Regions from separate parts of the Mus musculus genome. Here region 2 is linked to region 1. Evidence: chromatin loops called from intact Hi-C (ENCODE). Cell type or tissue: left cerebral cortex. All regions are shown on one strand. Each heading gives the region's core, and the rest is flanking DNA. Links, peaks and the distances in the headings are about the cores only. Region 1 overlaps Gm35936 (a long non-coding RNA gene). Region 2 has its middle 16 kb from the start of Rassf6.

Region 1 (12,717 bases), core at 2,240-10,239:
AATTTAGTTAAGGTCTCTTTAGGGTACTATTTATCTTTTCTACCTATTCTAAACTCTGGGGTCTGTAAGCACAATGAAGTTTCCAATCAATCTACAGAATATTATTTAATTCCTGACTTACCTGGGACACACATGTAGGTCCTTTGTCTGACCCTATAAACCTAGGAAAACTGTACCTTAGGAGAATTTCTTTTAGCAGTTTCTGTGTTATCATCTGAGCAGTCTCATACTCAGTTGGGAAAGCGTCAGTCCAACCCGAAAAGGTATCTACAAGCATCAGTAAATATTTATATCTAAATGTTTTCTTGTTCTAACTGTGTGAAGCCTGTCTCTCAGTAGACTCCAGGCCTAGCCTTGTCCCTCACGGGCAGGCATCATGGTTCTTGACAACATTAGCTATCTTCAAGTTGGCATCTCTCTCTTTTTAAGATTTATTTATTATTTATTTATTTTATGTATATGAGTACAGTGTAGCTGTACTGATGGTTGTGAGCCATCATGTGGTTGCTGGGAATTTGAATTCAGGACCTCTGCTTGCTCTGGTGAATCCTGCTCACTCCAGCCTAAAGATGTGTTTATTATTATATCTAAGTACACTGTAGACACACCAGAAGAGGGCATCAGATCTCATTACGGATAGCTCTGAGCCACCATGTGGTTGCTGGGATTTGAACTCAGAACCTTCAGAAGAGCAGTCAGTGCTCTGAGCCATCTTTCTAGCCCGAGTTGGCATCTCTAATCCTGACATTAGGCAGCTGTATCAGATCCTGGATTCTCTGGACACCCATGCGGGGAGAGCAGTAGATCTTCTGAAGTATGTGTACTCCCATGTCTTCTGGCATAATGAGTTTGTTATCTGCTGTTCTCCACCATCTGTAACACACTGGGACATGGGCAAATTCTTAGCTCAGACTGTGTCATCTTTTGAATACTTAGGGTGGTAAGGGAGTATAGGATCCCCCAGATGCAGGGAAGTCGGGGGCAAGAGAGGTCTGACCTACAGGGCAGCATGGCTGGCTGCTTCACCTGCCCTATCGTTGACTTTTGAAACTGGGTCCTTTCTTTTCTGGTGTCTCAAGTAGCGAATGACAGCCAGCTTTGTAGACCCTTGTAGAGCCCTTAGTGGGGAGAAGATTTCCTCTTTATTTTTGATAGTCTTTCCTTCTGCCACCAGAAGGCCTCTCCCCCTATCCATAGGCCCATGGACATGAGTGGTAACAAAGGCACACCAGCTACCTGTGTGTCGTCTTTTTTCAGCTCTAACACCTTGGTCAGAGCTACCGGTAAGAGAGAGCACACAGCATGGGAGAGAGTATTTCCTCACCAGCCAGGGGGCTAATACCCAGAATAGACAGAGGATTTAAATAGCAATAGAACAAATAATCCAATCAATATAGGGACAGATGAAGTGAGCAGGGAGAAATCCAAATGATCAATAACCACAGAGAGAAAAGTACAACGTTGTGTCCATGCAAATTAAGACTACAAGATGTAAGCCGGGCGTGGTGGCACACACCTTTAATCCCAGTACTTGCGAGGCAGAGGCAGGCAGATTTCTGAGTTCAAGGCCAACCTGGTCTACAAAGTGAGTGCCAGGACAGCCAGGGCCACACAGAGAAACCCTGTCTCGAAAAACCAAAAAAAAAAAAAAAAAACCAAACCAAACCAAACCAAACAAAGAAACAAAACAAAACAAAACAAAACTACAAGATGCTTTCTTACCGCAGCCAGAATGGCCATTGTCACTGTCTTAGTCAGGGTTTCTATTCCTGCATGAACATTATGACCAAGAAGCAAGTTGGGGCTTACACTTCCACATTGCTGTTCATCACCAAAGGAAGTCAGGACTGAAACTCAAGCAGGTCAGGAAGCAGGAGCTGATGCAGAGGCCATGGAGGGATATTACTTACTGGCTTGCTTGAGTTCCAGTCCTGACATCCTTCGGTGATCAACAGCAATGTGGAAAGTGTCAGCTGAATAAACCTTTTCCTCCCCAACTGCTTCTTGGTCATGATGTTCGTGCAGGAATGGAAACCCTGACTAAGACAAATTGGTACCAGCATAGTGGGGTATTCCTGTAACAACCTGACCATGTTTTGCAGAGGACTGTGGAAGGACTTTGGAACTTTGGGCTAGAAGATCCATTTTGTGTTAAGAGCTCTTTGGGATGTTGTATAGGAACTTGGAAGATAATGTTGAGAACAGTGCAGAAGATGGAGGCCTGGCTTGTGTAATTTCAGAGGGAAACTTAAAGACTCTTTTCAGGGCCATTGCTATTTTGATTGTGAAGATTCTGTGGTTCTGGTTAGCTGGGGCTGAAGAATGAGCTGTGATTAACAAGATACCAGAACTACTAAAGTGAAAACTTTGCATTACTGGGACTATTGATGCTGGTTAGCTGGAGCTAAGAAATTAGCTGTGATTAAGAAGAGACCAGCATCATTGAGGTGACATCTTCTGGGAAGTGTTTTCTGAAAGCACAAAGAGGCTGTGTTCCAGAGATAGCCAAAGTTGTACCTCATGCTGCAGCAGGACTTGGTAATATGTAAGAGTCACCCAGGTGGTACTGGTTTTGAAGGCATGAAGGGGTCATGCAGAGCAGCTGAGGCTCGGCACTGTGAGAGGCCATGGAAGGCCATTAGTGAAGGTACAGCCTCAGTTGCAATTGACGGCCCAGGACTGAAGGGGTCATGCAGTATTTTGGAGATGCCAGTACCATGAGATGACCACCAAGAACAGCAGCAGCAGTGGACTACAGGCAGCTGGAGCCTAGAAGACAAGCTCTGTGCTACAAAGGACAGGGCTGGAGAAGTGACCCAAGCCCTTGGAGGAGCCCAGAAGATCGTGAGTTGGATCCCAGACATTGGACAGTTGGGGTTTGATTTTTGCTTTTGATTGTGACTGCGACCTGATATTTTTCCCCCTTGAAGGAAGAAAGTATTTTAGTGGAGCCCACAATTAAGAGACTTTGAATTTTAAAGGATATTGGACATTTTAAAGGGATTGAACTTTTAATATGTAAAGACTGTGGGATTTTTAAAGTTATTTAGATCTTGGGGATGAATAAGAAACTAAGGGTTGAGGCTTACTAGTGATGTGTTTGTGTGTCAAGTTGACAAGGGGTCAATTGTACTGGCTGGTTGTATGTGTCAACTTGACACAGGCTGGAGTTATCACAGAGAAAGGAGCTTCAGTTGGGGAAGCGCCTCCATAAGGCATTTTCTCAATTAGTGATCAAGGAGGGGAGGGTTCCTTGTGGGTGGGACCATCTCTGGGCTGGTAATCTTGGATTCTATAAGAGAGCAGGCTGAGCAAGCCAGGGGAAGCAAACCAGTAAAGAACATCCCTCTATGGCCTCTGCATCAGCTCCTGCTTCCTGACCTACTTGAGATCCAATCCTGACTTCCTTTGGTGATGAACAGCAGTGTAGAAGTGTAAGCTGAATAAACCCTTGCTTCTTGGTCATGTTGTTTGTGCAGGAATAGAAACCCTGACAAAGACAGTCACGGAACAGCAAGGAAACGTTAAAGAGGGCAACGGGGCAGGGGTTACTGTGAGAATGGAAATCAGTACAACTATTATGAAAAGTGGTTCAGGATTTCTTCAAAGAGCTAGAAATGGATCTTCCATATGATCTAGGTATACCCTGTAGCCTCCCCTCCCCAGCCTGAAACCTGCTTGCTCAGGTTTCACTGTTTACTTTGGGGTGGAGCTTGCCACTCAATCGTTCTGCCACGCCCACTGCTGGAGCCTGCCACTTTGCTTTTCCGGAGCCATACACGTGGTCACCCTGCTACTGGACTCCAGGATTATTTGGCGTGAATCGGGCCCCTTCCCCTCCTTCATAACTGAGTGTCGGAAATAAAAAATTGAGCTTTGATCAGAATGACTGTCTTAGCTACATCTTTTTCTCGCCCTCCTAGCTCCCTCTTCTCTTCCAGGTTTCCAAGATGCCTTTCCAGACTAGAACCCAGACATTCGAGCAGCTGGCCAGACACAACATACCCCATATGGGCCTGTACCCCAAAGCACCATCGTCAACTTGTCATGGGGATACCTGTATAGTCATGCTCCTCCCAACACTACCCGTAACGGTCAGATTGCAGAAACAGCCCACGTGTCCATCAGTGGGTGACCAGACAGAGGAAACGTGATGTCTATATGTACAATCACAAGGAACACAATGAAGCCACTTGTGAACAAGCAGATGGAACTGGAGCTGGACCAGAGTCAGAAGGACAAACAGCACATTTCCTCTTACATTCAGTAAGCAGGATCTAAGGTAGGAAAGAAAGGTGATGACTAGAGAAAAACGGATTGGAGCTCAGAGAGCAAGAGAGGGGACCAGAGTGTGAATGTGATCAGAACACACCAAGTACATGAAAATGTCACAGTGAAGTTTTGTTTTTGTTTTTGTATTTTTTTGGCTTTTTGAGACAGGGTTTCTCTGTATAGCCCTGGCTGTCCTGGAACTCACTTTGTAGACCAGGCTGGCCTCGAACTCAGAAATCCGCCTGTCTCTGCCTCCCTAGTGGTGGGATTAAAGGCGTGCGTATATCCCTTCAGTCTTTTTGATACAAGGTTTTACTATATAGCATAGGCTGAACTCAAATTCACACTCCTTCTGCACCCCCTCCCGAGCCCTGAGATTACAGGCAGGCATGAACCACCACACCCAGATCAGGATACACTCATTTTTGGTTTGTTGTTTGTTTCCTTGCTGGGTTTTTTAAGCATAGATTCCCGTGCAGCCGGAAGTCGCCTCCGATTCCTTGTGTAGCTGAGAAAGAGCCTGAACTCTCCGTCCTCCTTCCATGCCTGCAAACGTCAGACTTTCCAGTGGGAACCACTGCTTCTTACAATCTTTCCCCCAACTCTTCTGCACTGTTTCCTGAGTTTGGGTTATAGATGGATTAACCGGGTACGGGCACACCACAGTCAGCTGTTCGACAACAGCTTTCACCGCTGCAATGGTCTCCTGCAGCAAAAGGAGTTTCTTTGATGAGGAGTAAGAGCTACACTTATCTGGAAGCGAGTTTTCGGCTTCTAACTCTCCAGCACTGAGACTCAGCTGCTCTCACACTCTTGGCTTAGTAACAGGGGTTTTGTTGTTGTTGTTGTTCCTCTCTCTCTCTCTCTCTCTCTCTCTCTCTCTCTCTCTCTCTCTCTCTCTGAATGACATGTATGTATGGTACCTCCAGGTACCAAGAAAATGTGCCTTTGAGGCTGGGGTTACAAGCAATTGTGAGCCGCCAGACCCGCATGGAGGGAACCAAACCCTGGTCCTCTGGAAGAACAGCAAGTGCTCTTAACCACTGAGCTACCTCTCTAGCCCAGTTGCAAGTTGTTAAAACCCCAAGATCCCCTCAATAGCTTTGCCTTCCTACCAATATCAACTTTATGGAAACCTCAACGGGTGTGGGGTGGGGGAGGAAGAAAAGAGATGAAGAAAACTGAATCGAGCCCCCTTGCTCACACTGGGTCCTTTTACATTGCTCTCCCCACGGGAAGCATAACAATTGGGCTGTTCTCTACCTCTTACCTCTACATCTGACAAAGCCTGAGTGTCTCATAAGGGTTAGTTCAAAATCCAATTGTTTCCTCTGTGCAGACTAGAAAACTGATTAATAAAGTGATTTCTCCCTCTCCCTCCTCCTCCCCCTTCCTCTTCCTCTTCCTCTTCTCTTCCCGCTCTCTCTCCCTCCCTCTCCCCTCCCCTTTCCCCTCTCCCTATCCCTCCCCTCTCCTTCCCCCTCCCCTCTCTCCCTCTCCCTCACCTCCCCTTCCCCCTCTGCCTCTCCCTCCTCCTCCCCTCCCTCCCCTTCCCCAACCCCCCTCCCTCTGTCTCTCATTTATCTATTTTATTATATTCTGCATTTACACATATGCATCCATAACTTGGATGGTTGTGAGCTGCCATACAGGTACTAGAAACCAAACCTGAGTCCTCTGCATGTACTCTTGATCACTGAGCCGCGTGTCTCCAGCCCTGCGAAAGCTTTCAAGGTAACATAGTAAGACAAACAAGGGGATGTGTAAATGGTCCATATACCCACTGCGCTTCCCTGTCCCACAATCCCATGTGTTTACCTGTCCTGGCTTCACAGACACGATGAGAAAAGTGTAAACAGAAAGGACACAGTTTTACTACTGGGTTATCGGCAATGACAGCAACGTCAGGGCTCCAATAACTCCAGCCAGCCTTGATGGAAATAAGACCATGCCCTTTGAACACTGCACACCATACACCGGCCACAAGTTACATCAGATCCTCCTGGCTACGGTCACTGCCAGGTAGGGACAAAGAGTGCATTTCCAGAAAGCTCTTCTTCTGTGTGCCAAGCCTTTGTAATAAAAGATCGGGATGATGTTTTAATCATATACACATCTTGTTCTTGTAGCACCAACTGGAGTAATAGAGTCCTAAAGTTCAAAGCCTTGTGTTTACTCAAGATAATGACTGTGGAAAGAAAGTCAAGAGTGAGTTGAGTATAAGAAGTTGCTGGAAGCTTCCTGGGTACAATTGAGTCCACAACTCACGTCTATGGCGGATAAAAGCCTTGGCCTCCTGGGCCACAAGCAGCTGAGTTTAAAAGGCAGCTCAGCTTGGCATAAGAGAGACTGGCTAGACACAATGCATTCCCACCCTCTGGTCCCTTATTTATTATCACTCTCTAACAGGGGATCTAACATCACTTATTTAAATTCTCAGAGTTCACAGCTATATGATTTAAAAAGCAGCTGGTCAATAATTAAAAATTCCTACGAACAAAAAAATCATAATTTAAAAGTGTATGGTATAATAAGACCCAGAAGAAATATCTGTGTGTATTAAGGAAAAAAGAAAATAACAGGGGGAAAAAAATGTCCTTTGTTAACTGAAAACCGTAAAATGCTTGTTGGCGTGTTTCTACTAGCCACTAGAGGGCAGTGTTGGGCTAACTGTCTAAAACAACCTGCATGGTGGTTGAAGTACCAGAATTACAAGAATTACCTGTAGCTCATCGACTTTTTGTGTGTGCTTCCAGACTCTCTCAGCAGTGAGAGTCATCAAAGCCGAAAGAACAAAAGGCTAAAGACTAAATCTGTTCTGTTTTCACTGTTCACATGAGGTCCTGTTCTCAGTGATACCCTTTTTTAGGTTAATCTTTATTTTACTATTTAAATGATCATATGGGCTAGAGAGATAGCTCAATGGTTAAGAGCACTGACTGCCCTTCCAAAGGTCCTGAGTTCAAATCCCAGCAACCACATGGTGGCTCACAATCATCCGTAATGAGATCTGATGCCCTCTTCTGGTGGGTCTGAAGACAGCTACAGTGTATTCACATCCATAAAATAAACAAATCTTTAAATGACCATATATATTCTTTAAAACCTACAGTTGCTAGAAATAAACTAAGCTGGGTTTGGCGGTACTCATGTTTTCTTTTGTCTTGGTTTTGGTTTTTCAGGGTTTCTCTGTGTAGCCCTGGCTGTCCTCGAACTCAGAAATTCACCTGCCTCTGCCTCCCAAGTGCTGGGATTAAAGGCATAAACCACCACACCTGGCGGTACTCACCTTTGATCCAAGCACTGAGAGACAGGGCAGAAGAATCTCTATGAGTTTTGAGGCCAGTCAAGGCTGTTTCTAATTTAGTTAGTTGATTGACTAACAGTGTGTGTGTGTGGGGGGGGGGGGCACTTGACTCACACCCACAGCCTAAGATCTTGGTTAATGAGAATAATTACAGAGGTTCCAGTTTCATCAAAAACTGTATATTGACAAACTGTGTGCACAAATACTTTTCTGTCAAAGGTAAATAGACTTTATCCATTTTTAAATTCAGAAAGTCATAGAGACTAGTGAATCCTACACATTTTAATATAGGAAAATAAAATATCCCTATTAATAATTGTATAAGACTTAGCTTTTGCTATGGTTACTTACTATTTATTGATTGGTTGTTGTTCTTTTTGAAACAAGATCTCACTATGTAGCCCTGGCTGCCCTGGAACTTGATATACTATGCAGAACAGGCTGACTTTAAACTCACAGAAACCCACTTGCCTCTGCTCTCCTAGCCCTGGGACTAAATGTATAAAATCAACTTTTGTCAATTTTTGTTCTCTCTCTCTCTCTCTCTCTCTCTCTCTCTCTCTCTCTCTCTCTCTCTCTCTCTCTCTCTCTCTCTCTTCCCCCCACCCCCTCTCTGAGGCAGGGTCCCACTATGTAGCCCTGGCTGCTGTTACAGAACTCACTACTCACTATGTAGACTAAGTTGGCCTTGAAAGAACTCCTAGAGAGCCACCTGCCCTGCCCCGCCCCCAAGCACCGCAACTAAAGCATGTGCCACTGTCGGGCCCCCACGCTGCATTTACATTGTTGCTGAGCACCCCAAATGTGGTACAGTCCTCTAATCCCAGTTTGAGATGCTCAAGTGCATTGCTTGAAGCAAGTTCAAGGCCAGTGTGAGCTACACATTAGTGCCAGACCGGCCAGAGCTACATAAAGGGACATGTCTCAAAACAACTCACTCTCTGTACATTGATCTTTTCTCTCTGTGTTGTCATGTATACTTCTATTTCATCACCTTCTCCATCATTTCTACTGACATTTACAAATTCTTACAATGTAGAAATGGAAAGGATCTTATTGCTGAATCTGTATATATCGTTAATGGCCCATAATCCAAAATGTTAAAATCCAGACAAAAATTTCTCAAATCCAGACCCCAGTTTTCAATCCTTTTATTTTGTTGTTTATTTGGCATGGGAAGCTCGTTCCAGACAGGGTTTCTCTGTGTAACAGCCCTGGCTGTCCTGGAACTCTTTGTAGATGAGGCTGACGCAAACTCTCGGAGATTCGTCTTCCTCTGCCTCTCAAATGCTGGGATTTAAAAGCCTGTGCCATCATGACAGGCTAGGGGTTCACTTTTGTTTTTTGTTTTTAAACTTTTAAAACTCAAACTTACTCAAACAGGAAAAACTAGAATTATGATTTCTATTTCTGAGAAATGCCCCAGCTAAGTTTACAGTTTAAAGTTCAGATGTTTTCTCTTGTCAATTAATAGCAGAAAATACAATTAAATTGCACTCTCAAAAATAAAGAACAGCAAAAGGCACATACATGTACACACACACATACACACATACACATGCACGCACACACACACAAGCACACACATACACACACACATACACACACATACACACACACACACACACACCTTTTGCTTTCTTGATATTTTCTTTAATGTTTGTCACAACATTCCATTTCAAAGATATGAGGCAGAATGGTCCAGTTATGTTTGAGATTTCTACCTAGGGTAGTCCCTGGGGCACCGAACAGTATCCAGCCTATCTGGATAAAACCATAACGGACTAGACCAGGGCCAGCAAGATGGCTCAGAGGCTAAAAGCACTTTTGAGGGCAAGCCTGCTCACTTCAGGTTGATCCTTGGAAACCACGTAGAGGTGGAAGGACAGAACTATGCTCCCAACCCCGCCCCCGCCAACACACACACACACACACACACTAATAATAATAATAATAATAATAATAATAATAATAATAATAATAATAAAGTCAAACTTACCTCAAAGAACTAAGTGAAGAGACAGGGCAGCAAATCTGCTCCAGGACAGAGAAATCTGGGGATTAAGAACATGCAAAGGCATATGGTACAGAGACAGGGAGAAAGAAAGAGCTCTGTGAGTTTGAGGCCAGCTTAGTCCATATAGCAAGTTCCAGGCCAGCCATGTCTGCACAGTGAGACCCTGGAAAAAGAGACAAACAGAGAGACAGAGAGAGAGATACAGAGACACAGAAAGAGAGAAAGAAGGGAGGGGCCGGACATGGTGGCGCACGCCTTTAATCCTAGCACTTAGGAGGCAGAGGCAGGTGGATTTCTGAGTTCAAGGCCAGCCTGGTGTACAGAGTGAGTGAGTTCCAGGACTACACAGAGAGACCCTGTCTTGAGAAAGAAAGAAAGAAAGAAAGAAAGAAAGAAAGAAAGAAAGAAAGAAAGGAAGGAAGGAAGGAAGGAAGGAAGGAAGGAAGAAAGGAAGAAAGAAAGAAAGGAAGGAGAGAAGAAAGGAGGGAAGAAAGAATAAGTGAAGGGAGGAAGGAATATGCTGCTGATGTGGGGTGCCTTTAACAGAGAAGCTGAAAGTACTTAGCACTCAGCACTCAGCACGCAGCACCCAGTGGTTGCCACAAGGGTAGGGTATAGAAGGTAAACTCACTGAAAAAGAATAATATATTTGTGATATTGTAGACAGAAAAGAATTTCTCTCAACCCCTGAGGTGGATTAGAGTTTGTTTGTTTGTTTGTTTGTTTGTTTGTTTGTTTGTTTGTTTTTGGATTAGATTTTTGATGCAAGTATTTAGTGTATGTGTGTGTGTGTGTGTGTCTGTCTGTCAGTGTATGTATGTGTTGTATACAAGAGGGAGGCATATGCATGCCACGGTGCTCATGTGGAGGTGGGAGCTTTCCCTGGCCATGTGGGTTCTAGAGAAGGACCGTAAGTGGTCAACCGTGGTGACAAACCTTTACCTGCTGAGCCATCTCACCAGGCCACAGAGTAGATTTTAAACAACATGGAGTAAGCTACAAATTCTACTTTATGGAGATTCTGTTTTTTAATATTCCCATGCTCAGAAGCATCCATTATTCAGACATTCAAAAACAAATAAACAAAAAAAGTATGAGGTTATCATGAGAATAAATGTCTTAAAGTTTTTATTTGTACAAAAGTCAGAACATGCAGGGACACGAAGGCGACAGAAGAAGTACGCTTAGATACACTTCCTGTTACGTTTTTAAGATTATATAGTTTGTGTAGAAGAGAAAACTAAAACCAAATTTAAAAAAATCAAGATTGCCTTCCCAGTTTCTGTCTGAGGCAAAAACAATCGTAATTGCCTTAGCAGGGAGTCAGAATAAAGCTTGCCTTTGAAATCTCTGAATGGGAAAACACCAAAATTAAACATTTTCCCATAGTAACCTGTTTAAAAGAGTATTTTTGGCCCTTTGAAATCCAGCAAAGACACAAACCTCTTTGGGTCCCCGTCCCCCTTTCAATAAAACAAAAGGAGTTGGTTGATTTCTTGGAACACTTTCCTTCTATTTTATTTTTCCACCAATGGTTTGGTTCCCAAACACCCAGAAGTCCTGCTTTTCTAAAACAAGACCAATACCATAGGGATAAGTCGTAAGAGCAAGGCAAGCTTGAAGAACTCACCTCAGCAGCACTGTCAAGAAGGTTCACAGAAGCCGGGCGTGGTGGCGCACGCCTTTAATCCCAGCACTCAGGAGGCAGAGGCAGGCGGATTTCTGAGTTCGAGGCCAACCTGGTCTACAAAGTGAGTTCCAGGACAGCCAGGGCTATACAAAGAAACCCTGTCTCAAAAATACCAAAAAAAAAAAAAAAAGAAAGAAAAGAAAAAGAAAAAAGAAAAAGAAAGAAAGAAAGCCGCATGCAACAGTAGGCTTTCTGAGCCTGGAGTTATAGACCATCGCTAGAACACTCCTCCATTGTTGGTGGGATTGCAGGCTTGTACAACCACTATGGAAATCAGTCTGGCGGTTCCTCAGAAAACTGGATATAGTACTACCGGAGGATCCAGCAATACCTCTCCTGGGCATATATCCAGAAGATGCCCCAACTGGTAAGAAGGACACATGCTCCACTATGTTCATAGCAGCCTTATTTATAATAGCCAGAAGCTGGAAGGAACCCAGATGCCCCTCAACAGAGGAATGGATACAGAAAATGTGGTACATCTACACAATGGAGTACTACTCAGCTATTAAAAAGAATGAATTTATGAAATTCCTAGCCAAATGGATGGACCTGGAGGGCATCATCCTGAGTGAGGTAACACATTCACAAAGGAACTCACACAATATGTACTCACTGATAAGTGGATATTAGCCCAAAACCTAAGATACCCAAGATATAAGATACAATTTCCTAAACACATGAAACTCAAGAAAAATGAAGACTGAAGTGTGAACACTATGCCCCTCCTTAGAAGTGGGAACAAAACACCCTTGGAAGGAGTTACAGAGACAAAGTTTGGAGCTGAGATAAAAGGATGAACCATGTAGACACTACCATATCCGGGGATCCATCCCATAATCAGCTTCCAAATGCTGACACCATTGCATACACTAGCAAGATTATGCTGAAAGGAACCTGATATAGCTGTCTCTTGTCAGAGTATGCCTGGGCCTAGCAAACATAGAAGTGGATGCTCACAGTCGGCTATTGGATGGATCACATGGCCCCCAATGAAGGAGCTAGAGAAAGTACCAAAGAAGCTAAAGGGATCTGCAACCCTATAGGTGGAACAACATTATGAACTAACCAGTACCCCGGAGCTCTTGACTCTAGCTGCATATGCATCAAAAGATGGCCTAGTCGGCCATCACTGGAAAGAGAGGCCCATTGGACACGCAAACTTTATATGCCCCAGTACAGGGGAATGCCAGGGCCATAAAAGGGGAGTGGGTGGGTAGGGGAGAGGGGGTGGGTGGCTATGGGGGACTTTTGGTATAGCATTGCAAATGTAAATGAGCAAAATACCTAATAAAAAATGGAAAAAAAAAAAAAAAAGAAAAGTAAAAAAAAAACAAAAAAACAAAACAGGTCTTCAGTCTTTGTTTTTTTTTTTTTCTCTGTGTAGCCCTGGCTGTCCTGGAACTCACTCTCTACAGAGTCCCAGGCTGG
Region 2 (12,717 bases), core at 2,203-10,202, 450 kb after region 1:
GCTGCTTTTTGCACTGTGGAAATTTGAAGCTTATTTTCAATATAAAACTAAGCTTGAAATCCTACTTTAAAAATGGCTTCTATTGGACATTTTAAACTTACCTTTGCCTTACACAGAAAGTTTTGAATTGGCTTTAGAGTCAGCATATACTCGATATATTGCACGTCATTCCACTGCCATGTTGTTACAATCAGAAATTCTACATTATCGTGTTCCTGACTACTAACATGGGGTGGTGTTTTATAGGTGGAGGTTGGCAGGTTGGAATTTATAGCTTTTACTGTACAGCAAGGGAAGGGGTGATGGAGGAACCCTAGCAGCTTCAAGAAAGGAAACACACACCATATATTCTCAGAATGATTCTCCAACCTTCTGCAAGAGGCGGCTTCTATAACTTGCCCCTCCCTGTTTGGTCCTGTGTGTGAACCCATGACCCTACCCCTGTTATAATGAATAGCCCTTTCCAGTAAAGGCCCCTCATTTAGCAAGTTAAGTAGTTACTATTCTGCCACAGGAGAATTCCAATGTCTAACTTGTAATTCCTTAGAGTTTTTTTTTTTTTTTCTTAGCAGAAAAAGAAGCTTGCTAAGCAATCAAGAAAGTATTTAAATAACTGTTTAATGGTCTCTGGGATTTCCCAAGAGGGACTTCTTGCCAAAGATCCTGCTTGATTTGTGAAAGAGAGGTCTACCTTTATGGGGACTGTACAACCAGTAACCTACAAAGGAACTTAGGATCAGGAATTTCAAGTTCTCCTGGTTCAGCTGGCTTTGGGCACTGCATACGGTTCTCAAACTTAGAGGTTGCCGGTGTGACAAGGATGTCCTAAAATATGGAGAACCGGGCTTCCATCTAGAGTTTCTGAAGCAGAAAGCCCAGAGTGAACTGGAGAGCTCACGTTGCTGACACAGTCACAGGTGTCCCCACTGAATAGGACTAGAATTTGGAATGGGGACTGATTGTTTATGCTCTCTCTTCTTTTCTATATCTTGACACAAAACACTCCTCACCCTCACTGCTGGCCCCTTGTCCAGGTGCTGGTCCTCAAATCCAGGGACCCTACTACTGGCCAAACCTAAAGATTACCAGCTGTTCTCTCAACAAGAGTCCCTCTTTGGGGAAGGTCGGACGATCCTTCCACAGGGTCTCTCTTAAGACGATCAAAACCCACAGATATTTACTGTTAGCATTTTGTCTAAGCTCTGAGCCCCACGGTTGCCTGGCAACAGCCAGGTATGCCAGGCTCACTATAAAAGGGGCTGTTTGCCCCCTCTGCTCTCTCTTGCTCTTGCCTTCTTGCTACTGCTCTGTCCTCTCACCTCTTCCCCCTCTCTCCACGTGCTCATGGCCAGTCTCTACCTCTCTATTTCTCTGCTCTGTCTCTGCCTTTCTCTGTCTCTACTACCCTCTTAGCTCCCCTCCCCATGTCCCAAATAAACTCTATTCTATATTATACAATCATGTGGCTGGTCCCTCAGGGGGAAGGGATGTCTCAGCATGGGCCAGCGGAGGCATCCCCTTTCCTCATACCTAACTACATACCCACAAACATATTCCTTCTCTTCCTCCTCTTAAAAAACACATTTACATTATGACACAATATCAAAATAACATTATGAAGTAACAACAAAAATAATGTTATGGTTAGGGGGAGGTCACCACAGCATGAGGAACTGTGTGAAAGGAGAGGGTCTCACTATCCCAGGCCCTTGCTTCGGCAGCTTCAGTCTTCCACAGTGGTAACACCAATGCAACATTTGCATGGAAGAAGGAATTTTTGTTAATTTAGGAATTCCTATATGACAAAAATGAAGAAGACTGAGCCGGGCATGAGATGAATGTGTATTCCTGGGACTTAGATCTACACCGAGGGCGCTTACAACACATGCAGGGCTGATAGCTGGAGAGGTGGCCAGCCTGGCTGTTAATAGCACTTGCTATTCTCCCAGAGGACCTTGGTCTCATTCCTAAGAGCAGCTTGGTGGCCCACAGCCATCTGTAACCCTAGTTCCAGGGTATCTGTGTTTGATGCATGTGCAGAAAAGCAGGCACACATATACACATAACTAAAAATAAATAAATTAAAAAAAAAAAGAAGGTGCTGTTCCCACCGATGCACCACAGAATTCCGATTTTCAAGTTGCTCATTCAGGAAACCCCTAAGGGCTATGGGTAATCAAAGTTCCTGGTGTTTGACATTAGGGATAGTTGATGAATTTGCTTGTTCAACCAGATAAGAGCATATGTGCAAAAGAATCCTGTCTCATCCTTTCAGATATTCTCCTTGGTGACTACTACGTGCAAGCAAGGTTCTAGGTTCTGAGGAGACAAGATGGACAGGTCACTGTGACCTTATAACTGTGACATGCTGTCACTGAAAACGAGCCTGGGTTCTGCTTGGAGTGGCTTAGGCTTGGTTTTGCTCCAATTTCATCTCTTGTTATTTCAGCATGCTCTGCCATTTCTTTTATTGATGTATTACAGCATGTATTGACTATTTAATTGATACATTTAATTGTAGGCATTATTATTAAATATATAGACATATTAGAATAGCTAATAAAAATATTTTTTCTAATGAAATTCAAGCATTACCACATAAGTTTATACCATATGATGCCTCAGCCTCAGGCAGTCACATTTTAGGGCGTAGACTGTAGCTCCCTCTAGTGGCAACCCAAATTTCTTTTCTCCCTTCTTTTGCAGGCTCCCTGGGCATTTTGACTGCCTGAGAACTGTGCCCTCTTAGACAGGAAAGGAACTCAGTCAAGCTAACAGTTCTATAGCACAGCTGAGGTGCTGGGCTAAGAGACCCACACGAGGCTGTGGTGACACAGTTAATACTGTTCACACGACTGGTGGTGAAGATTTGTGTACTAAAAGCTTTAAGATATTGAGAAAATTGAGGACGATACCAGAAGGTGAAGAGGTCCCTCACGTTTGGAGATCTGTAGTATTAATATTGCAAAAATGATCATCCCATCAAAAGCAATCTACAGACCCATTGTAACACCTATCAAAATTCCAGCCCCATTCTTTACAGAAATTGAGAAAAAATAAAAAGAAAATGCAATTTTTAACGTCATATGGAAACACAGAAATTTCAGGATATCTAAAAAAGAAATGCCACGTAGAAAAAGAACTGGAGCTCTGGCCAGCACAGATTCAAGCAGAGATTCCTGCAGAGCTATAGGGGAAAAAGCAGCATAGGGTTAGCAGAAAAGCAGACACATGTTTCGGTGAAACTGAAATGAAGAAATAATTCCATCTGGGTTTTGACAAAGAAGCCAAAGATACACACTGGATAGAAGACAGGAACTTCAACAAATGGTGCTTTTCAGACTGGATATCCCCATGTAGAAGATGAAGATAGATCCATATCTATCACCCTATACAAAACTCAACTCCAAGTGGATCAAGGACCTCAACTTAAGATCAGATCCCTCAAATCTCTTTTATAAGAAAGTGGGAAACAGGTTGAACTCATTGGCACAGGAAAGGAATTTCTGCACAGGACATGGAGAGCACACTAAGACTAACAGCTAATAAATAGGACCTCACGAGGCTGCAAAGCACAACATCATTTGAGCACAGCGGCAGACTCTAAAATGGGAAAAAACCATTACCAACTACACGTCTGATAGAGGATTAGTACTAGGATATATATATGTATACACCCAACCCCAGCACCACACACACACACACACACACACACATATACATACACACACACACACATATACGTGTATATATATGTATATACGTGTATACACACATATACATATACACACACATATATGTATATATATATGTATATACGTGTATACACACACACACACACACACACACACACACACATATATATATATATATATCCCCATGATCACAAAAACAAACGACCCAGTTAACCATGCAGTATACAACTAAACAGAGATTTCCCAAACGATGAAACATAAATGTTGAAGAAACAAGTGAAGAAATGTCCCACAGCCTGAGGTAGCAGGGAAATACAAACTAAAACTACTCTGAGACTTCATCTTACCTTAGTCACAATGGCCAAGATCAGTAAAACAAATGGCTGCTTATGCTGCTGAGGAGGTAGGGAGAGGGGAACACTATCCATTGCTGGGGCAGGGGCTGGGGGAGGGAGTACAAACCTACAGCCCCCTGTGGGATCAGTGTGGCCGGTCCCCAGAAAGGTCTCAATGCACACTTTTGTCTTGACACGTAAAGGAGGGGCCAGTGATCAGGTTGGTACACGCCCTGTACACGGGAGACTGGGGAAGCTGACGCAGGGGTGTAAGGACCAATGCAGAAGGGAAGTATTATACAAAGAAACCCAGGACACGTCAAGTTCAGTGGAAACAGAAAACTCAGTCCCCTCAGAGGTGGTGCCATCTTGCCGCCATGGCTCCTTCACTGTTCAGGGGCACGGTTGCTATTTTAGGAAATGAGAAGAGTTAAGTGGAGGTCAAAGGTCATAGGTTGGCATTAAGTTTGATTCGAATCTACCAGCCTTCGGGATTTTATGACTGTTCGAAGGAGCCTTCACCATTGCAGCTTCACCCCGAGAATTTAGCCAATGATTCACCATTCCTCTTTCCCTCTGTCAAACTCCCCTCACCCCACTCTCCCCCTTCTAGTCTTCACCGACAGCAGTTCTGAAATGACCATGATAAGTTGTCTCCCAGGTACGAAGACAATGGTGTAATTTATCGAGATACTTAGCTCCTCTTTGGACTTCCCCTTCATTGGTTCCTATTTCTTGTGCTCCTTTGTCCCAGGAAATCTAGAAAGAAGAAGTCATTAGAGGTACAGTCATTCTGATTTCTGCTTCTCTAAAGATAAATGTATTGAGAAGAATCAGGTGGGAGGGGGAGAAAAAGAGAGCAGAGCTTCGGGTGTGTTGAGAGATGAGAGAGGACATCTGTCTACACTGGAACAGGAAGGTCAGTGAATCCCGGAGCCCCTGAACAGCTGCTTCAGCTCCTTCCCTGAGGGCACCCTGGAGGGTTCCCTGACAGCAAGGCAGAGAGGTGTTAGGTATGTAGAGCTTCTAGATACGGGGTGTCCAGGCTTGGCAACACCCCCAAGACTCAGAGACCAAGATGGCTGACTGCCCCATGATAACAAGAAGGAAGAAAAAGAGAAGAGGATGGTAGGAGAGAGCTTGTTTGGGGCAAGAGAAATAACACATCAGGGCTTCTCAAGCTACAGCCATGCAGAAGAGGCTCTTCCAAACTCCTATGAAGTTATAAAGCCTCCCATGGCTCCATCTTCCTCCACACTGTTGACAGTAAAGGGGAAGTGGTAATGATTATACTACCCCATAGTATAAACAAAAGCCATACAGAACAAACCACATACCTAGTTACCCCAATATGACCTTTGTAGGGGGCTCAGAAAGAGTAGCTCTAGGCTAGGCAGTAGTGGCCTTTAATTCCACCACTTCACTCAAGAGGCAGAGGCAGGTGGATCTCCGTGAGTTTGTGTCCAGCCTGGTCTTTGTGGTGAGTTCCAGGACATCCAGGGGTTCACAGAGAAATCCTGTCAAAAAGCAAGCAAGCAAACAAACAAACAAACAAACACAAAGGAGTGAGTGAATGAATGAAATAGGAGCTCTTTGGCCTCAAGGGTCCAAGGAGCTTCCAGTCTAGGAGGATTTCAGATTCCAATCTGCTGAGTTTTCTTCTTGTAAAAAGGGAAATGCAAACTTGTTTACGCACTTTAGCAAAAAACACGCACAGCAGCTTCATTCACAGTAAATGAGCCCAGATGGAAACAATTCAAACACACAGACATCTCTGAAGACCCGAGTAAGCTGTGTGGTCTGGCGGAACACCGAGGAGCTCTATGAGACGATTCATTCACGCGTCAACATGAATGCATTTCAAAAATGTCACTCTGTGCTCAAGGAGCCAGACCGGGGACAACTGATGATTCGAGATTTCAATCACAAAGAATCCTTATATTCATAAAACTGGAGCAACGGGAATTAGAAAAATGCTTCCTAGAGGCTCAGGATGGGGAGGGGGACGGGTCGACTGGAGCACCAGAGAACTCTGGGAATGAATGGCACAAACTGCATTTCTAGTGACTATTTGTCAAATATTGTCAAATGGCACTCACAGTTTTGATGATTTTTGTCATGTGTGAATTACCCTTCAGCTTCTCTGACGTTTATAAAGGGAGTCGGGAATGCTGAGAACACACCAGTGGGGGACCGAGATCCTTGCCAGATGAGCGCATCCCATGGGAAGTCTTAGTACTTTTCCTGGTTTGGTGAACCCACGGACTGACCCTCCTGGAAGTCATTTCTTTGTTTCCAGATTTATAACTGGAATACGTGTACTTGAGGGCTGTCGCAGATGCATTTTCTGGCATGGAGTAACAGCTGTGCTAGTGGAGGCTATCAGTGGATGCATATACACCATCCTCGCCAGCTACCTATCTAGGCTCAATCACTGTACAGAAGCACACAGTATCCTGACGGATAGGCAGTGACAATTAGCACCAGTCTCATAGATCAAGAAAATGGTACTGCTTATATTTCATGGCTTGGCTCCTGAAGCAAGCAAATGAGACTGGCGGATGGTTGCATTTTACAAATGCAACCAGGGGATAATTTTGCCCATTATAATCACTGCGCTTGCTAGAGCGAATAAGCCTGACCTTAATTCACCCATATGGAACTACTGATCTGGTGAGAGCGCTCATTCCCAGTCTCGTCAAAGAAGAATTCCCTCTCAAATGGATTGAGCAATTTATATACAATCATGACTTTTTCAAGAGTCTCCTCTGCCTCCTGGGGTACTATAACCTAAACTGATGTCCATGATTGTCACATTGATCTGCTTTGTCAGTGACTACACTCTAAGTCACTCGAGCAAGAACTATTAGGCACGTTGGGTGTGTCAAGACACGAGTGCTCCACGGGTCGGGATTGAATTGTATGGATTTAGTCCAGCTGTGCCAACACACACATTCCCTACTGAACACCCTGTATCTCTGCTTCCTCTGACGTCAGATGGTCTGGCTCATGACGGTGACTTGTTCTTGCTGGCTGGGCCATGGGGAGATTATTAACTTATTTTATGTATGCAAATACACCTTCATTCTTTTCAGACACACCAGAAGGGGGCATCGGATCCCATTACAGATGATTGTGAGCCACCAGGTGGTTGCTGGGAATTGAACTCAGGACCTCTGGAAGAACAGTCAGTGCTCTTAACTGCTGAACCATCTTTCCAGCTCCTAGAACTAATTTCTAACCATGAAGAGTCCAGAGTTGGTGGGAGAGAAAGCACCAATTTCACATGTGTCCTTCAGGCCAGTTTTAACCAGGCTCATTAATGCATCATCCTTTGTCTGTTGAATTTGTGCACTCATCTGGATGTGGGCACTGCTTCATATGAAGGGCCAGGTTTCAAGGTGTCTATATACCTGATAATGGCTCTGAATTCTCAGTATTACCTCTAAGTGGTAGTGGGGTTTTCTAATATCTATCAGGCTGGTGACTCCTGGATAGGTTTCACGGCCATGTGCAGATTCCCTCATGCCCAGTGTATCTTTGGGCTGGACATAATGTTACTTGGGATTCCATGCCAGAAGACCCAACTCATACGATGCATTTTGGTGCCTCTTGGTGCTCTGTTGCCTGGTTTGGGTGAATAGACAGCTGCAGAAATTATGGCCCAGCCTTTTGGTTCACAATACCAGAAAAGCCTCTTAGAGAATCAGAGGTGCCAGCCACAGAGAAGGGACATCCGCAGATGCCACCGAAGGACAGAGATACTGACTGCCATCCTTTGAGCTTCTGTGGTGGTGGTGGGGTTCTTCTTATTTATTCTTCTGTCCTAAGTTTCCTCTGGGGAGGAAGAGTCCTAGAACCTGGTGAGGGCCACTCTCCCTGAGTGAGGCGGACCTTAGCAGGGATGTGAGCAGAGAGCAGTGCACCCTGGGAGTTGGGCCGCCAGAGTCACATTCAATGCACAGCTGGTACAGCAGTACCAACCTCTGGCACTCGGCTTCCAGACCTGCCAGCTATTGTCTGAGCAGTGATTTAATTGACCTTATGCTTTGTTTTGTTTTGAGATAGGAAGATCTCGTGTAGCTCAGGCTGGCCTCAAGCTCCTCGTGTTGCCTGTATGTCCAAGGACGACTCGGAATTGCAGCTGCTCCACATCTTACATGCCGTGGGAGCGCGGGCGTAGGCGCTTTGCTCAGCCTCTGTGCTCGCTTTTAGAAAGGGCCATGCGGATTGGCTGAGGCATAATCCAGAACGCATGCACCCACGTACCCAAACTCTGTGAACATTTCTGATTCCATATATGAAAAAAAAATTAGGGAATGTATTGTTAGTTTGTTAAGACAGAGTCTCCTTATGTAGCTTCGGCTGGCTCTGAACTTACAGGAATCTTCTTAGCCTCTGCTTTCTGAGTGCTGAGATCACAGGTATCTACCAATATGCCGGAAAGATATTTGTAAGCTTTTTAAAAAGCAGGGAAAAATGGTTATCTTATTTTTAAAACCTCTAAAATTTTATCCAAATTTAAATGAAGAAATTGGGAAACTTTATCAACTTGCATACCGAAAACCTCTGTTGACTTGGTAAAAATCAATTCCTTACTTACTCCTTAATTTCTAAATACCTATTAAGGCTTTGGGGACCTTATCTTTGCCTAGTGAATACATTTGCTTTCTGTGTTTGGACACTTAAAGATGTGATTTTGAGAAAGAGATAGCTGCTGCTCATGTTCTCTTCTGAAACAGACAGTTTCATAAAACACTCGTATCAGACAGAACCAGGATGGATCATGACCAAGGAAGGACCCGCAGCCGAGTCTGAACCCGCGAAGTGTGCGTGCTCAGCTACAGAGATGAACAGCCCACCTCCATCCTGATTAGGCAGTGTGGCTGCTCATCCGTGACTCTGATGACATGTTTCATTAAACTTTCATCTTCCTTGGTTCAGATAAGAATTGAGAGATCTGTGAACACCAGTGCACCGTCCTGACAACATCCAATCCGGAGCAATCCTGCTTTCTTAGCTTCCTCTACCCCCCCCCCCCCCCCCCCCCCGTCCCTCTCCCGTGCTCCTCCTGAGCACTCCAGCTTCAACAACCGGCCCCTCCCCCGGGATGCTCTTAATTGCTCTTTATGCACACTATGTATCCAATCTCAGGTATGATCCTTCAGAGATCCTTGACTGCAAGTCTACTATTGATTTCAACTTGATACAAATAAACTAATTGGAGAACAAAACAATTTTTTCCCTCAAATAAGTACCAAGGGAAATTGTCGTTTAAAATAATCTATTTCTTCCAGGTTAACTTTATTAAGTTAAACAAAATCTGTTCTTAATTTCCAATATACTTCAGACAGTAAACACGGTAGCAAGAGTTTTGGTAAGTACTTGGCAACCTTCCTCTTCCCTAAATATATAGCTAATACATATTCAAATATGTAAATTCGTTCTCATGATAAGTGATATTATAATAGAATTGTTCATGAAGTATATGATAATCCAGTTTCTGTTTGTCTATAATACTTATATTTTCTTTTAAATATTTGTGTGTGTGCTGTGAAGGGGTGTGCTCATGTGCTGTACCTGTAGAGGTCTAAGAACAACTCGGAAGAGCCAGCCAGCTCTCTCCTTTCACCATATGGGTCCCAGAGCTCCAACTCAGGTCATCAGGCTCTGTGGCAGCCACCTTTATCTGCTGAGCTGAGCTGTGCATGCTCCGGCATGTGCTTGCAGGAATGTGAACTCACATGTGGTGTATGTACATGCATGTAAAAGCCAGAGGGTGACGTCAGATGTCTCCATCAGTTGCTCTTCACTTTATATCTTGGGATGGGGTCTCTTCCTAAACCCAGAGCAGACCGATTTTGCTTGTTTGTCTAGCTAGAAGATGGAATGTCTCTGTCTCCTTGGAGTACAGGCATGCCACCACATGAAACCTACACTTGCCTTGGTGCTGAAGACGTGCACCTGCACTCCAGTCCACACATTTGTGGGGCAAAGGGTTTATCCACAGAGCCATCTTTCTGTCCCATGGAAGGACACTTGATACTTGTAGGCTTCCTACTAGTGAGAAGACTTGAGCCCAGCATCTTGGAGTGAGCAGAAGGATTGGTGGACACAAAAGGAAACATGCCTAAAGGGGGTCCTTACGATAGTTATCTCTGGGGGATGTGTCACTCCAACATCTAGGGAGCCAAATTCTGCCATCCTTGGTAAGCAAGGCCAGCATGGAAGACTGAGTCACACTACACAGGATTTCCTGAGTCTTTATATCTTATCTTATATCTTATATCTTACAAATGCAGGCTTTCCCATCTAGCTTAGGCTGGTGTCAAATTCTTATGCTCACAAGTACAGGGATTGCAGGCATGCATGTACCAACTGTGCCCGGCTAATTTCCTGAATTCTTGTGAAGAGTCATGGGAGGAATGGTTTCGCACAAAGTAAGAACAATCGGTTTGCTCATGTTTTATTTCTCAATGCGATTTCCTGTTCTTAGTACCAGCCATGACTGCATTTCCACCAAACATGCAGGAAACAAAGCTGGTTTTTCCTTGAATTTGACATAAACTGGATTTCATGCAGTTATGCAAATGGGTGAGAGGTCCCGGGCTGACTCAGCACCAGCATCTTTCCTCACCTACCCTCTCCCGATGGTGACATCTGGATGCTCTGTGGAAGAGTTATCTGAACACTGTGCTCACCTAGAGACAACTCTGCCTCTTCCTCTGCAGGAAGAGCTCCGCAGTGAGACCTTCACTCACCGTAGCTTGAAAAACAAATTCTTCACCTGAAGTGACTTACAGTACAGTGGAACAGACACAAAGGCTAAGAAAGTTTGGTTTCTTAAAACCCAATGGGAATTCAGCAACAAAGGAGGCTTGGGGGTACCTAAGCCGAAAACCAAAGGAAGACTCAACATCAGACAAGTTTGAGCAAGACCTTCATTCTGGCCTTGTCCTCATCCCTAGCTATGACATCACAGTCGCAAGATGCTTCCCTTGCGGCCATCTGGCTTACATGCTTCCTCATGCACACCCAAGCTAGAAAGTATCCTCCTTTAGAATCTCCAATCATATTCACAAATCTTGACTCAGGTTGAGCAGAGTAAATTGACAAGACTTATTGGGAAAACATGAGAATGTGCCCGCTGACCTCCTGAGACAAGAACAGGTCAGAACTCTCCGACTCCACGGTCACTAATCACAGGTATTTCCTTAAATGAAAAACGGGTGTTGTGACGTGGAGGGGAATGCAGAGAATCTGGTTCCAGTCAGGACTTTGACTTTTGAATGGTCTGTATCCCTGTTAGGTTTAGTAAACAGTGATACCTCATCTTACCTATAGGTGGCAGTGTCGGGCTAGATTTGGCTGAGGCCCCAGAATCCTTAGTTCACAAATTACTAACAGTAAACTTCTGCAGGTAGCTTAAGCAGCCTCAGCTTCCCCATTTGTAAAATGAAATCAGTAAGACGGTCCGTGTAGAGTTACCATGAGGGCCGAATGAACGGGCTTGTTGTTCTTGGAACAAGATGTGTGTGTGTTAATTGGGCACCTGTCAGAGCCTTCAAGGTATCTCTTTTAGTGGCTTGGGCATTTGTGTTCTGCCCACTATGTCTGGAGGCTGATATTCTCATCCCTCATCATCGTTTTTATGAGCCGTAGACAGCCTCTTCTCGTTGACCTGAGGACTAGGTGGCAGTCTTAAACTGCAAAGCACCACACCACAGTACCAGAAGCATACACTGTGGCTCACCTTGTGATACTTGTTCAAAAGGAAGCATCGGTGCTGGCAAAGGGGATGCCGTTCTGAAGTGGGCTAAGTAAGGACAGGAAAGCTGGCTACTGGGCATTCTTCTCGGGGACAATTACCATGCACAGACGAGCTAGGTCAGGGAGATGCTTTAGTTTTGGAGACAACAGACATGCTTCTGTTACATCAAACAACTCAGTAACAGAAGGTTACTGGTTAAAGGATCGTCAACTCCTGCTGAGCAAGCCCACATTGCCAGCACTGAGGATGAGACCGACATCCTGGCAACCCTGTCCTTCCGATGGGCTGCCTTGAGAGTACAGCGTTAACTTTTCTCAGTTCCAGCTTCCAAATAAAGTTCCAAAAAGAATGCCCAGTAACAAGCTGTGGGGCCCTAGGGATAAAACAGCTTAGTAGAACATGTGGGATGCTTAGATATAATGGATATGATTGTCTTGCACAGTGCATGGTAAATATTTAAGGCACAACATAAAAGGGATATAAACGCATACATACATACATTTGGAAGGAAATGTCCACTACACAGTGCAGAGCGCTTCCTTCTCAGCACACTGTCAAATACCCTGTACCTGTTATAAGGAATTGGCTTCAAGTCTAACCAGGACTCCATAGGCTTCTGAGTGCCAGCCAGAAGCACAAAGAAGCTGGAAGTGCCAGCGCACTAAGCCTGCAGCTCTCAGCCTTACCAAAATACTCTAACCATCTGCAAAACCGTCAAGAACCTCGATGCTCCAGCTCCAGCTAAACAGATCTAACGTCTGGCCTTGAACTGCACCCTGGGACTTTTCAAAACTTCAAAAAGTCCCAAGTGCAGCTGAGGCAGAGACCGGTTGCTCTGTCACTCTTCTCAGACTCCAGCAGTGCGGGTGGTCACCGGTGCTGTCTGTCTGGCAGTCACCTGTCCTTTCTTGCGGTC

The links. Hi-C counts contacts between places; a loop is a spot of excess contacts. Peaks named below come from ENCODE experiments on the same cell type or tissue, not always from the same donor. Only the 100,000 strongest peaks of a DNase experiment are listed, where the experiment ranks them.
Region 2: a loop joins it to region 1, with 7 times the contacts of the local background. A loop is called at or near these places in 14 of 42 quality-filtered maps.

Annotation. Positions count from the first base shown.
Region 1 is chr5:90,196,409-90,209,125 of GRCm38, forward strand. Gm35936 (a long non-coding RNA gene) reads left to right here. Exons shown (of 3, transcript XR_389324.1): 3 at 3,924-3,952. Among named protein-coding and RNA genes, the nearest start is that of Gm35936, 9.5 kb to the left of the region's middle. In left cerebral cortex, for the core only: a CTCF peak has its summit at 6,913 (motif pointing right); a DNase peak (open chromatin) is centred at 6,940.
Region 2 is chr5:90,650,242-90,662,958 of GRCm38, forward strand. No RefSeq gene overlaps it. Among named protein-coding and RNA genes, the nearest start is that of Rassf6, 16 kb to the left of the region's middle. In left cerebral cortex, for the core only: a CTCF peak has its summit at 2,668 (motif pointing left); DNase peaks (open chromatin) are centred at 2,679 and 6,485.